Linked DNA regions of Mus musculus: region 1 is linked to region 2. The links are chromatin contacts, found by Hi-C or POLR2A ChIA-PET in ENCODE. All regions are on one chromosome and are shown on one strand. Each heading gives the region's core, a stretch centred on a gene start or an enhancer-like site at or near the end of the contact. The rest is flanking DNA. Distances are from core to core; before and after follow the strand shown.

Region 1 (7,545 bases), core at 505-3,004, 360 kb after region 2:
ACAAAACAAAACAAAACAAAACAAAACAAAACAAAACATAACCAAACCAAACCAAACCTCAAAGGAACCCAGGTCTCAACATAACCAGCACAGCATCCTTACCATTAGCAAGGAGCCCACAGGGCCTGCTAGCGATAAGACAGGCATAGTGGTAGTGGTATGTCTGTGGGGTTACACCGCATATGTGCTAAGTACCTGGGGGACCCAACAACCAGGAGTGACCTGGAGTCACCACACGGTTACAGCCAACCAGGGCTGCATGTGCTGGACTTCAGTCATAGCTGGTTCTGTGTGAGGCTGGCTTTGGATTTTCTTTTGTTTTGTGTTTCTAAGGACTGAACTCAGGGCAGTTCCTGTGCTAGGTAAGGCCTCTGCTATCCCCGAGTCCACTTTTCTGTTTATTTAGAGACAATGTTCTGCTAAGTTGCACAGGCTAGCTTTAAACTCTTTCTGCAGCCTAGTTAGGTTTAGAACTCACCACGTTCATCCACCCCCAACCTCTTCATTGGCTTGGATTATACGCCTATGCCATCAGACCAGGCTCCACCTATATAACCTCGGATGTCAGCGAGAAGCTGTGTTGGTATTACTGATTACTGAGGGGGATTGTGGAGGGTACTCAGGGACCCTTTCACACTACCGTTGTCCTGAGTTTTCTAGGATTACCAAGGAATGTAGATCAGTAGGCACAAACCTCACTGCTTGGAGGCAGAGCCGGGAACCCATCAGCTATGGGAAGAGAATAGCCACTATTCCTTTCTCAGTCCCAGGTTATGTTCAGTGCACTGACAAGCTTCCTGCTAAACATCCATTCTTTTCCTGTTGGAAAGCTAGGGGACTAGGCCACTATGGGCAACAGTGTACTTCCTAGTCTCTTAGGGCCTAAACTAGCGCCCTTTGGGATTCTGAGTGGGTGTTGGGGACGGGAATCTGCAGGGATTATTCTGTAAATCAGAGGTAAATTTCAGAGATACCATGTCCAAGAAGGGACGCGGAACCTTGTTGGATCCGGATGGTGGAGTTTCCCCAGGGACCGGGCCTTGTAGGAGAGTGGCAGAAGTGGGCGGAGGCACTCTATGCCAGCACTGAAAGGGTTACAAATTCAAACGCGAAAGGCGCGAAAACTATGGCCATCTTGCTTCATCTCCGCTACCCACAGGACCCTTGTCTTCAGTAAACCAGCGTTCTGCTGTGTCACAATCTCGAAAGGGTAACCAGTGTCCTTTGGGATCCCACCCCTCCACCTCTCCCAGCTCTTGGATCGCATGCCACCCCAGCCCGGAGCCCGGGTGTCCAGGGAGCCAGGGCGCCTCACCAAGTGCTGGCGCTCCAAAGTAGCCTCCTCACGCAGCTCTTTGCAGAGCACCAGCGAGAGGAGAGAGAAGGGACTCAGGGCTCCGGGTTTGGAGTATGGGGAGGATCCATGCATGGAGGGATGTCTAACTGGATGGAGGAAATCATGCATGGTGAGGGGATCACACAGGGAGTGCTCTGCAGGCTAGGACGGGAGATCATCGTGCGTGCACCGGCGCAGTGTTCGCCGCTTGCCTGCCTGCCGGAGGAGGAGGAGGCACAGCGGTGGTAGATGTGCCCCGCACACTGGGTTGGAGTAGGGTATTGGAGGGGTGAGCACTCGCGGGCTGCGCCTCACTCACGCGCGCTTTGCTCGGCCGCCTGCAGCAGGGCAGAGAGCCCCAGGAGCCCCGCGTGCATCTTCTGAGCTGCTGCTGCCTGTGCCCGCCCCTTCCCCTGCCCGGGACCGGGTTGGGGAGGCTTCCGGCTTGGGGCCCCAAGACAGGAGGCTTTTCTTCCCAGTCAGTTACCAAGTTGCTAGTAGGGTTGGGGTGAAGGCGGGGACAGGGGGCAGGAGGAACCGACAGGTTCTTAGGGGGCAGTCTCGCGGTCTGTGTCAGATTTGCATGCTGTCCCAGCCTCCTAACGGCTGTAAGACACAATGGGTTTGTTCTGAAGCGAAATGGGTTAGTCACTGGGTGGTCATAGTCAGCGGGTTTGCTCAAAACAGAGTCCACTTAACTACTAGTCAGAGTGGTGTATGTGTGTATGTGTATCATGGGAGGAGGAATTTGAAAAGCTGATTGGGACTTTTGAAAAATTTCAGTTGTGTGTCCAGAAAAGGGAAAGGAAACACGCCTAAAATGGCATCTGAGCCTTTAATAGCCGCTTTGCTTTCAGACCTTTCTCCCAGGTATCCTTGAGGGGTTAATCCAGATCCCCCAAAGCCAGAAGTAAACCTTCCCACGGAAAGTCTTTCTGGGAGATGGGAAAGCATCACCCTGACATTTGTTTCGATGTAGAGGTTACACAGGACTGTGGACGTGGGGACAAAGATTGTTCTGAATCGTCCATGCCCAGCGGAAAAATGTTTTATAACCCTTGAGCAGGCGTGGCAGGAAATTACTAAGTAGAGGTCAGGCCTACAGCGATTCTGCCCCATAGAATTCTTGCGAAGGAATAAGAATACACAAATTAGGACTGGAAATAAATGCTGTTCATGATTAGTGATGGGTGGGGAACATTTCAATACATTTCTCAACATTTTTAGCCTTAAAACATCCCACCACACTCCCCATCCAAATTCCTAGGTGTACGGTTTGAGAAATAAAAACATATTCTATATTTCATTTGTTAAAAACAGTCCAAGGCAGGCAAGGTGGGGGATCAGGACGTTGGCTGCCTCTCTGGTCTGTCTTGTGTGCTGTGTCCAGTGTGGAGGGACATGGCCCCCCAGGTTCAGAATCCTATAAATGGAGATCGCAGAAGGGTCAGCTGGAAGACACAACTGGGGATTCCAGCTGGGATATTCTATCTGATTCTATTCTATTTGATTGGCTGTGTGGCAAAGGTGGTTGGTTCATAATCACACCTCCTGTGCCACCAGCCTCCCTTCTCTCTACCTTTCTTTTCTTCACAGCACTTATCCAGTTACGTTTCCTCCTTGGCTAATGTGTTATCTTTTACCAGTCTGCTATGGCAGGAGGTGAGGTGCCTTCATTAGACTAATGACACTGTCTCTAGACCTGACTCAGGGGAGGCTCTTGTGAGACAGACTTCCTGGAGAGACAAAACATGACAGATAAAAGCAATGGCTGCACCCTTGTCCAGCTTGGTGAACCAATGAGTATTTACTGTGGTGACTAACTGGAGTGGGGGACTCATTACTTACAAGGAGCAGGGATGTCTCAAAAGCAGCGGCAACATCAGAGAGATCACCCTGACATGGGTTTAGATTTCTCCTGCAGGCTCCACATGGCATTAGACCAGAAATGCTGGTATTCTCTATCCTTCAAGCTGACTGGGGAAATCTCGCCTGGGTAAGGTAGATGCGTTGAGAGATCCTTTATAGTCTCAAGATTCCCACTCTTGGTAAGTCCCAGGCCCTGGCTGATATGGCCCGATTAGATTGTTGGTGGCCTCTCTGGAGAATAATCCAGCTTCCCAGAGAAGACTTCCCTAGGGTAGGTAGAACTTCTTACGCACAGGATGTGTCTGTGCTCAGGACTAAAACGGGTCCTAGAATGAGCTAGGAGCTGCCTGTGATAGGCCATCCATCTCCTTGTTTCCCACAGGACTGCTTGTAACTCTGAAGGTTGCTGATTCAGGCCTCCCAAGCAGGGTATGTCCTCCTGCTGACCCCTCAGGCACAGGACCAGCTCTTCTCTGTTCCCTTTAAATCCTGCATCCCTACCTCTCCTGTGTATTTAGTTGGTGCGGAGACTTTCCTGCCATCATAAAGGTCAGGGGAAGAAGGCCATTGTAAGTGTTGGCAAGAGATGGTAGTGAATCCTTATGGTTCCCACAGGGCCCAGAGCAGAGGGAAAGGGGGAGGGGGAGGGGGAGAGGGAGAGGGGGAGGTAGAGGTAGGTGGAGGAAAAGAGGGGGAGGGGGAGGGGGAGGGGGAGAGGGAGGTAGAGGTAGGTGGAGGAAAAGAGGGGGAGGGGGAGGGGGAGGGGGAGAGGGAGAGGGGAGGTAGAGGTAGGTGGAGGAAAAGAGGGGGAGGGGGAGGGGGAGGGGGAAGGGGAGGGGGAGAGATCTCACTTGGTATGATATGAACGTGGCCTCTCTGTGAGAAGACCTTCCTGTAAGCTAGAAATACTTTCAGCACAGGTGAGTTCTTTATGTGCTGATAAAACATGGGAAGTGGAAGATGCCAGAATCTGCCTGTGAATAAGCCCTATGTATGACAGGCTCTTACCCATGTGTCTCAGGGGACAGCTCACAGATTCGGAGGGTTGCCACTTTAAGCCATCGAGCTAGGATGTGCTCTCCTGGTGTTCCTTCATATCTAGGACTGTTAGTCATTTCCCTAGAACCGTCAGTCATTCTCCTGGAGCCTTGTACCCCTGGCTTTGACAGGTGTCTCAGCTTCTGTGGGACCTGGGTGACCTGGGAGAAGAGTAGCCGAACAGCAGGATCAGATAGTATCGGAATCTATCATTTCTACCACGTCTAGGACGCAGATATGAGGTGCCTGTTGGACAGTGGTGTTCCAAAGCCCTGTGTTGGCTGTATTCATATGGATCAGGAATGCACAGTTTTATAGCTGTGCATGATATCATATGATATTGCAATGCAGAGTGAAGTCCTCAGAAGCAGCCCTCTGTCCCCTGATGAGTCTCCAATCCTGTGGGCAGCATGTCTTTACGGTTAGATTTGCTTTTATCCTGGATACTCCAGGTCAGTATCTCCTTCCAGACCTGTTATGTTTCCAAGTCTGGGGTGTTTGTGTAATTCTGGCAAGGATTCCCACAATAGGGCCCCTCCTGCTCCAGGGGAAAGAACATGACTGTGGAGGGTCAGCCATCAGCCAGTTTCTGTGTGCGTTCAGGCCTGTGCTGCACAGGGCTGTATAACTTTCTTCCAGTAGGGGTCTCAGCAGCTTCATTTTTGCAAACAGACTTGTAATCCTTGAATGGTTTCAGCTCAGAACGCAAACACCCAGCATGGCCAGCAGAGGGCAGCCGCGCATCCCATTCAGAACTGTAACTATAGTTGGTCATTCCGTTAGTCACCACAGGTTCTCGACGATTCCACGTATTCCCCCTACTTGAAAATAATATTTAAATCTATCATTTGAGAAGTCCATCGTGTATGCGGTGCGTTTTCATCTATCCATTCCTATTCTATCTAACTTCCCTTGGATGCTCTTTCCCATGTTCACCCCACATTCATGCATTTAAAACTCGTTAGAATTAGCCCACTAAGAGCAGTATGCACATGGGTTTTGGGTTACCTCTAAGGATAAGGACAAACCACCAGTGGCACATCCCCCAGATAAAAGCATGCTCCTATCTCAGCAGCCATCAATTACCCCAGCTCCTCGGTTAGGACTTGGCCCCTGGGACCTTTCCTTCCAGGCTCAACTTTTTACTAGGACGATCTTGTTCAGGCTGGGTGCAGGGAACAATAGCTGTTGTGGGCTCACAAGTGCTATGGCCCTGTCATGTCTGGAGCACAGCATTCCTTAGTGTCATCTCCATTCTTTGGCTTCCATGGTCTTTCCGCCCCTTTTCCGTAACAATCCTTGAGCTTTCTTTTTCCTCCCTCCCTCCCTCCCTCCCTCCCTCCCTTCCTTCCCTTTTTTTTTTCTGTGTAAAAGCGTTTTCCTTTGAGATACTCACAGTCTCCCATTTTCAATTTTGTTTTGTAGTTGGTGCTTTTGAGTTTAAGACAATGCGCTGGCTTTCTGTAAGCAGAAACATCTCTTTCTGTTTGCCTCTCCTCTAACAGGTTGAGGTTTATATTCGAGTATCTCACCCAACTTGATTTTGTATTAACATATGAATCCAGACAAGTACTGCGGGTCTGAAACCCAGTCTCTGGAGTTCATGCTGTGATTGGCTGAATTACAATGTAAAGTTTTGACTCTAGTAACACGAGGGTACTAACTAGGAATCAGTAGGGTTCTAATGTGTGGCTGATAGGCAGGGGAAATGTCTTATAACGACCCCAGTGAAGCTTACAAATACCTTCTGAGAGTTTCTGAACATTTAAAAGATTTAGGGGACATTGGTTTCTTAAGTTTCTGCCAGGAGAACCAGCATAATACATGCATCTGAAAATGTGAACTCTCTTTGCCTAAGGAGTTGCTAATCACCATTCTGCAGCAGGTGCCAGGCAGGCTTTGAGTTTCTTGGGGACATTCCTACCAGATACCTATCAATATTGGACTCCCATCAGTCTCCTCAAAGCGAGACACACAGTGTGACCAACTAAGAGGTGAAGAGTCCTCTAAAGAGCTGATTTAATTTCCTAGCAAATAGAAAGGTAAACTGGGAGCAGCGTGTGGGAGTGGGTCTTATGTACACGGGGCAATGGAAATAAAACAAGAACCCCAGTTCGAGCAGGTCATAATTAACAATATTGGCCTAGTTTCCACCCATTCTCCTTTTGATATTGTATCTCAGTGAGGTAGTCCCTGCATTTCTGTGCTTAGTTGTTTGGACGACACATGGAGTGTTGGCTCTATGTGCCCACTATTGCAAGTGAAACTGTCATCTCCCTTGGTTGACATGGGGGTTAGGGCACCGAAGCCTAGAGTTACTGGAATGTGATAGTGACTATCACACTCACTTCTCATATCTTTCTACCTCGTTCTTCCAGGAAGTGTCCCCAGATGGTCCTTTTATAAATGCAGGGGAGACACTACCCTATCAGCATCTTTGGAGAGCACAGCAGTGGTCTTTGTAAGTCACATCTTACGCAGAGGACTGTGGCCACTGACATCTGTAGCCAAAATGAGATGGGTGAGCATTTGGATCTCATGGCCATGGGGCCTTGTGTCAGTGTGGAGCTTTCATAGGTGAGGTAGATGTGGTGACTGGGGTTGGGCCTAAGTAAGCCTGAAGTTACATGCCAGTCATAGGCAGAAGTAGCCTATTCCCACATTACTGTTTCCACACTATCAGCTTCCATTTCTTCTTTCCCAGAGTAGGGTAATCCAGGCTTGTTGAATTGCCCATAATACATAGTGACAGCATCTTTGATCAATGGTGATCGATCCTTCACTGAGCAGCCATTGCTGACTTATTTCAAATGCTGCAAAATACCCACACTTTTTAGAACAGAATTGAAATTCACAAAGAACTCATTTTAGCCACAAGAAGGTGTATTTCAAAGAATGGTTGGCTTTATTGAGAGGGTGATTGTGAGTGCTCTACATGGCCTTTTGAACCTTTCACATTATTTGCAGAACTGGCTTGTTCCTCTAAGACAAGGCACTAATTTGCTTTTGAAATGCATAGCATGGGTTGGGGTAATATTTTCCTCTGATATTCTGTCAATCTTTAGCAAGGGATACAAAGGCCAGGATGGCATTAGAGCCCATAAGGAGGGAAGAGAAACATCCCAACTCCTTTGTAGTAGCTGCCGTGATTTTTAACACATGTAACAAAGGCAGGAGAGACGGCTCTACAAAGCACACAGAGGATTTTCTCCTTTAAGGAGGTTTTGAACAATTAATTCGTGATGCTCAAAAGGAAATGAGACCCATATAGAGTGCAGTCCCCAAGGATAGTAGTATGGTTC
Region 2 (7,082 bases), core at 3,529-6,028:
CCTAAGTCTTTCCCCACCTTGTTATATATGCATTGCACATGTGTTTTGTTTTAGTTCAGCTTTATGAGACAGGATTCTTCTCTAGCCCAGGCTTGCCACATCTCACTGTGTATCTGAGGTGACCTTGAACTCCTGATCCTCCCATCACTACCTCCCAAACCCTGGGATAATAGGTGTGGGATATCATATCTAGCTTCCCATCATTGCTGGCTGGCAGTACCTTGCGCACACCTTTAACCCTGGAACTCCAGAGGCAAAGGTGGCAGATCTGTGTGACTAGAAGGCCTACCTAGTTTACTCAGCAAATTTCAGACCAGCTAGAGCTAAATAATGAAACCTCTGAATCTGCCAAGAACCAGCCTCGGCTTGGAGAAGGGTTCTGAGGGAGGGGTGTCTGGAAGTGGCAAAAAGGAACCCTGGAAGTCAGACTGTGGGTTACAAGCTGATGGCCTATGTTCTGCTCAAGACAGCTTTCCAGACAGCTCTCTCTCCAGATAGCTCTCTCTCTCTCTCTCTCTCTCTCTCTCTCTCACACACACACACACACACACACACACACACACACAATTCCAAAAAACTCCCGGATAGCTCTTTTCTTGCAGACCAAAAGCCCTGTCTTTTATTTACATACCAATTCAGTCATTAACCCAGGTCCCCTTTTGATTATCCCATGAACCAGCATCCTATGACCCCAACCCCCTGATTCTTAGAAAGAGAGCAAACACATATTTCTTTTTAAAACTTTCTAAACTTCAAGGTTAAAATATCCACCCCTCACTGTATAGGGCAGCAAACACTATTAAAAAGAAAGAAAGGGAAAAAAAAAGTGTGTGTGTGTGGGGGGGGGGGGAAATCCCAGCCCTCCAGGTCATGGCCTTAGGTGAGTGAGGACCCTGGGAGGTGATTTGGCCCTGAGAGTAGAGGCCTCATAAATAGATGTCGTGTTTTTTATGAGTTGTTGGGGTTTTTATTTTTGGGATTTTGGGGGTGGGTTGTTGTGGGTTTTGCTATGTTTTGTTTTAATTGTATGTTATGTCTTTTTTTTTTTTTTTTTTTTTTTGAGTCAGGGTTTCTCTGTATAGCCCTGGCTGTCCTGGAACTCACTCTGTAGACCAGGCTGTCCTTGAACTCAGAAATCTGCCTGCCTCTGCCTCCTGGGATTAAAGGCGTGCACCACTGAGAATGTGCTTGTGTGACAGAATCCAGTAGAGGGCAACAGGTCTCCTGGAGTTATCAAGTGTCATTTGTGAAACAGAGACCAGCCTAGCCCAGACATCCAGTCTGTAGGCGCCTGTCCTTGGACTTCCAACCTATAGAACCTGAGAGACAAATTTCTACTGTTTACAAGCCACAGTTTATGGTCTTTTATTACTGCAGCCCTCATCAGAGTAAGAGACTGATGAATACATTCATTCATCCATTTGATTCTTGCTTGAATATCCCCAGGCCTGTGATGTTTAATCTTACCAACACGCTAAAGTTTAGAGCCACTGTTGAAACAAATCTCTGGGTGTTTCTGTGAAGAATTATCTAGATTATGAGGTATGAGGATCAGCCCTAAATATGGACAGCATCAGGCCACAGGCTAGGATGCCAGACTGAAAGAGACAGTCTCAGTGTCTCTCTCTCTCTCTCTCTCTCTCTCTCTCTCTCTCTCTCTCTCTCTCTCTCTCTCTCTGCTTCCTCCTGAGATAAAGTGTGACCAGCTACCTCACATGCTTGCCACCATGGCTTCCATGCCCAAATGGACTGTGCGCCTTTTACTGTGAGCCAAAGTAAACACCTCCTTCCTTAAGTTGCTTTTGTCTGGTATTTCTGTCAGAGCATCAAGACGAGCTACTGATGTGTACATAACTATGAAAGAATATCCAACTGGTTCCAGCCTCTGTGAGCGAGATTAGGGTCATATCAGCCAAAAATTATTAATTCTCTTTCTGACAGGTTATTCTTAATCTTTCCTTTTAAAACACACTTCAGGATTATAGGGTGTACTGGCTAGTTTTGTGTCAACTTGACACAGGCTGGAGTTATCACAAAGAAAGGAGCTTCAGTTGGGGAAATGCCTCCACGAGATCCAGCTGTAGGGCATTTTCTCAATTAGTGATCAAGGGAGGAGGTCCCCTTGTGGGTGGTGCCATCTCTTGGTTCTATAAGAGGGCAGGCTGAGCAAGCCAGGGGAAGCAAGCCAGTAAAGAACATCCCTCCATGGCCTTGCATCAGCTTCTGCTTTCCGACCTGCTTGAGTTCCAGTCCTGACTTCCTTTGGTGATGAACAGCAGTATGAAAGTGTAAGCTGAATAAACCCTTTCCTCCCCAACTTGCTTCTTGGTCATGATGTTTTGGACAGGAATAGAAACCCTGACTAAGACATAGGGAAAACACATAAATAGGGGAAAATATTCCCATAAGCCATTCATGGAGATCCACAATGTCTGCCACATGTCCTTCATTCTTTCTGATCTATCCTATATATTGCCATTTTTCAGTTGACTAAAAGCCCATTTTTCAAATGTGATTACAGGTTTGCCCATATGGGGCTAGCCGACTAGGCCAGCACTCTTTCTTTTTGGCTCAGGCTCACCAAGGGTTACTGAGGATGGCATAGGAAACTGTTAAAATGATGCTGGGGGGGCTGGTGAGATAGCTCAGTTGGTAAGAGCACCCGACTGTTCTTCCGAAGGTCTGAAGTTCAAATCCCAGCAACCACATGGTGGCTCACAACCATCCGTAATGAGATCTGACTCCCTCTTCTGGAGTGTCTGAAGACAGCTACAGTATACTTACATATAATAAAAAAAATAAATAAATCTTTAAAAAAAATGATGCTGGGAGTGAAACTCAAGTCCTCTGAGGGAAAGAGAGTGTATGTAGAGGGAGAAACTGTTTGACTGGAGTCCCTGGCTTCCTCCCCTCCCTGACGTGGTCCCTAAATTCCAGTTTTCTCTTCCTCTCCAACAATGGACCATTTGGAAAGCCTCGGAATAGAAAAAAATGGCAAAAACCTAGTCCCACATTCCTGACAGCTGTCCTAATCACCCCACCTCACCAGAAGTCACCAGCCACCCAAGCCCCTTACCCTAGATGACCATACCAGGGCATAAGCGTATGGCAGACATGTCATTTTCCTTCACCTACAATCTATTAAAAAAACCTTCTCCAGCCATAGTCTATTCTTGACATTTTCTTGTCTTGTCCTGAGCCTAGTGAACTTTCCCAGGAGCCCATTCCCAAATAAACCTACATTTTTTTTTTAAACTTCTTAATTTGGTTTGAATTGGCTTTTTTTTTTTTTTTTTTTTCTGGCAGAGAAAAACCTATTAGTAGTGATTCAACAAAAGATTCTGGGAGGCCCTTGCTTTGGACTAAGTTTGCACACCATGTCCATCCAGCAAAGCTGATCAAACCAAAGTGGAGTCAGTCATGCTGAGTGGCAGGGAATCTAAGTGAAAGGTTAGAGAACCCAAAGGGTCCCAACAGTAAGAGGAGATAAGATGCCGGTTCACCTAAGATAGCCAAATAAGGAAGTCTGAGAACCAAGCCATGGTTCTGATTCTGTGTTCCCTTCTCAGGAATCCTAGTCCTGCTCTTACTGCCTGTATAAAGTGAGAGCATACAGCCGAGGGGAGGGTTATTTAGATCGGAGGGAGAGTTCAGCCTGAGGCATCTGGAAAAGTCCACAGAAGGGAGAGAAAGCTCTCTATCGGACTTGGCCAGCAGGGTAGGTCAGGCCATGAGAGGAGTGGGCACTGGGAAGAAAGGTGGAAGAGAAGAGAGAAAAGCAAAAGAGAGGACAGAGGGTGGGGTAGGGAAAGGGGGAGGAGCAGGGGGAGGGGAGGGGGGAGAGAGAGAGGGTCAGTAGGACTAAGTACCAGCCTGAAATGGCGGGGTTATATAGGAATGAGAAGCTTGGGGAACTGAAGCCCAAGAGCTGGAGAAGTTTAGAGCAGGAGGTGGGTTGAGAAACGCTAAAAGGAGCCACAGGTACCACGTAAGCCTGGAGGCCAGCAGACACTGTGGTATGTTACTGGGCACCTTAAGCAGCCATTTTGTCTTGAGTTTCTCTTTGCACTGCCTAGTGAAAGCTCTCCCACTGTGTTAGTGAAGATGCTTCAATTCGTGAATTCCCATTAACAGCTCATCACTCGGAATTTGGCTTTTTAAAATTATATATATTATATATTTTAATATGTACATTTAAAATAATTTTGAAATATATATATATGTATATGTGTGTGTATATCTATATAAATTATCTTTTTTTTTTTTTTTTAAAGCCAAATTGCTGGGCCAGTCTGTAATCCTAGCTCTTGGGGAAGGCTGAGTCGGGAGAAGGGCTGAGTGTTGTGAGCTAGAAACCAAGGCCATCTCTCTAAACACCCAACCAGGAGCTAAGGAGATGGCTCAGTGGTTAAGAACATTTGCTCTAGCAGAGGACCCGAATTTGGTCCCTGGCTCCCTTATGGTGGCACATAACCATGTGTAATTGGATCTGACGCCCTCTAGTGACCTCCACTGGCACCAGGCACGCACGTGGTGCAAATATGTACAAGCAGGCAAAGTACTCACACGTGTAACAAATAAATACAAAACCCAAAACAACCTGTCTGTCCAAACCAGTTGGGTGGTTTTTTTGTTTTTGTTTTTAACGCCCGGCGCTTAAGGCGACGAAAGGATACTGTTATCTACAGAAGAGCAGGCACTCCCTGGCTTCCGTCCTCCCTAGGCGGCTCCGTCCTCCTCCCTCTCCCGGCAGCCCTTGCGCGGGGAGGCGGGCCCGCGTCCGACCCGCCCCCTCGCAGACTCGCGGGCGGGAGGTTTGAAGACCCAGAGGGCCCGCGGACGCTGCAGCAGTCCCGCTCGCGCTCCAGGGTGCAGGGCTGAGGCAGGGCCCACGGGTGGGTCCCCTCCCCGGTCACCGAGCGCTGCGCAACGAGGACGAGCGAACCCTGCGGGGACAAGCGACCGCGGCGCTGACCTGCGCCCTGAAGCCGCGGTGCGGCGGGCTGACTCCTGCCAGGTCGCCGGAGAGCTTCAGGGCCGCCCGTGAGCGATCAGGTCTCGGCTGTCGTGTGTCACTGAGCCGGGCGCTCTCGGCGAGGGAAGGGAACCCGGAGCCCTTGCGCACACACACACACACCCCTAAGCCTGACGCGGCGAGCCCAGGGGGCACGGCCTGCGCATGCGCACCCCTCTGCCTTCCTGCCGGCGCACGCTCGGTCCCGCAGCTTCAAGCTGGTCGGGTCATGGAGGCCTCGGGAGGCGTTGGGGGCGCCTTTCTGAAAGGTGAGGAGACACGCCCAGTAGGGAGGGGGCTGGGGTCTAGGCTCCCAGCGCCTGGTTGTCTTGCCTGGGCCGCCGGGATCGGCTCCCAGGCCAGGTCCCATCCCATCTCAGGGCTCCCTACGCCCGAGGTCCTCTCACATCCTAGGTTCCCTCACACCCGGAGTCCCCTCACTCAGGATCCCGACCACCTGTGTGGACACCCCACATACATTCACCCTGTGACCTTCATCGACCCCTATGTGTTCCCCAATCCCCCCACCCCACCCCGGTGCAGGCTGAGCCCTGGAGAGCTGGCGGGAGGATAGGCTCCTGTCTTAGCTTTCTGGGATCCTCTTGCCTCTATGGCCTCTGCAGTTGTGGGATCAGGAAAAGTAAGAATTTGGTAATAGTGTGATGGCCTCTGGAGGGTCCTACCTGAGTAGAGCTGCCTGACACTTGTGGAGCTCACCTTTTTTTTTGTTGTTGTTGTATTTTTGTCGTGCTAACACGTGCTCAGAACATGGGACCCTGGGTGAGGAGATTCCAAGTATAAATATATTTTATATATTTATATATTATATTTATTATAGCTATGTGTTTATTATATTTATATCATATATGTGTATATATATTTAAATTTTTATTTATTATTTTAGAAAGCAAGTTTGCCTCCAACTTGCTATGTAGCTGAGGCTGACTTATCTCTGTTTTTTAATTTGGTTTGGGGGTGTGGGGTGGGGGTGTGGGCTTGCTTGTGTAACAAAGTTTCTCTTGTGGCTCTAGCCTTCCTGGACCTGGAAACTCTGTCTCAGTCTGTAGACCAGGCTGACCTCAGAGATCTGCCTACCTCTGCCTCTCAAATACTGGTTTTAAAGGGATACACCACCACCACATGCTTTGGCGTAGAACTCTTGCCTCTACTTTATAATCACTATGTGCTAAGATACCCAACTTCATATAAATAATTTATTAGAACTGAACTGTATTAGCTTGACTATGCTATGGCCATAGAATCGTGTTATTGGAAGATAGTCTGGGCCAGAAAGCCTGGAATGATTACTATATCTGTTTCTTTACAGAAAGCATAATCCAGGATAATTATAAATCTTCCTGGATGAGGAAGATTTAAAATACTACCAAAATGGCAAGGATGATGTTTTGAATAGATTCGTAATAAGAAATCTTCACGTAATAGGAAACTTTCACTTTTTTTTCCCTAAAATAAACAGAACAAGAGAAGAATCTATTGTGGGAGGGGGTGTGCAATTCCTAGTGTGTGGTTCCTGCTAAGATCTTGCTTATTTTCAGATGTTGTGGCCTATGTTGAAGTATGGTCTTCCAAAGGGACAGAGAATTACTCAAGGACGTTTGCAAAGCAACTTGAGGATATGGGGGCAACGGTAAGAAATTAATATCAAAATGACTGATAACCTGGTGTTTTCTCGTTATGGGAGCTGTTCCTTAGAACACGAAGGACTTAGCAGTGGGTGAGTGGTAGGAGGCAGAACAAACCAACCAAATACAAGTTGGACAGCAGTGCTTACAGAGGAGATAGTCTTGGAGGCATTGTGTTAGGAGGAGTCTAGTGGGAGACTTGAGTCTGGCATTGGTTCAGTGAGGGCTGGTACTCGCAGTGGAGAGAGTAAAGATGCAGGAGAATGAGCAGGTTTCCAAGGGAAGATTGTGACCGTAGGCATATTGGAAACATCTCATAGGCATTTGATTACTCATGTCTGGAGCTTGAGGCAGTCAGATCTGTAGACTGATGTGGGGGTCAGCAGAGGATGGAACCTTACTCAGATCCTGAGGAGTCCTAAAGG

Evidence for each region. Hi-C counts contacts between places; a loop is a spot of excess contacts on that map. ChIA-PET counts read pairs that join two places held with the same protein, here RNA polymerase II (POLR2A).
Region 1: a loop to region 2 is called in a map of T-helper 2 cell, with 3 times the contacts of the local background. The contact joins the promoter of Xkr5 here to the promoter of Mcph1 in region 2. A Hi-C loop is called at or near these places in 3 of 37 maps with a recorded cell type or tissue (CH12F3, T-helper 2 cell and regulatory T cell). POLR2A ChIA-PET finds 5 or more read pairs at or near these places in 1 of 5 experiments (embryonic stem cell).

The regions. Positions count from the first base shown.
Region 1 is chr8:18,949,221-18,956,765 of GRCm38, forward strand. It overlaps Xkr5 (X-linked Kx blood group related 5), which reads right to left and starts at 1,755. Exons shown (of 7, transcript NM_001113350.2): 1 at 1,656-1,755. The coding sequence starts at 1,713. It overlaps Gm40464 (a long non-coding RNA gene), which reads left to right and starts at 1,047. Exons shown (of 3, transcript XR_870173.3): 1 at 1,047-1,210.
Region 2 is chr8:18,590,353-18,597,434 of GRCm38, forward strand. It overlaps Mcph1 (microcephaly, primary autosomal recessive 1), which reads left to right and starts at 4,779. Exons shown (of 14, transcript NM_173189.3): 1 at 4,779-5,283; 2 at 6,571-6,662. The coding sequence starts at 5,244.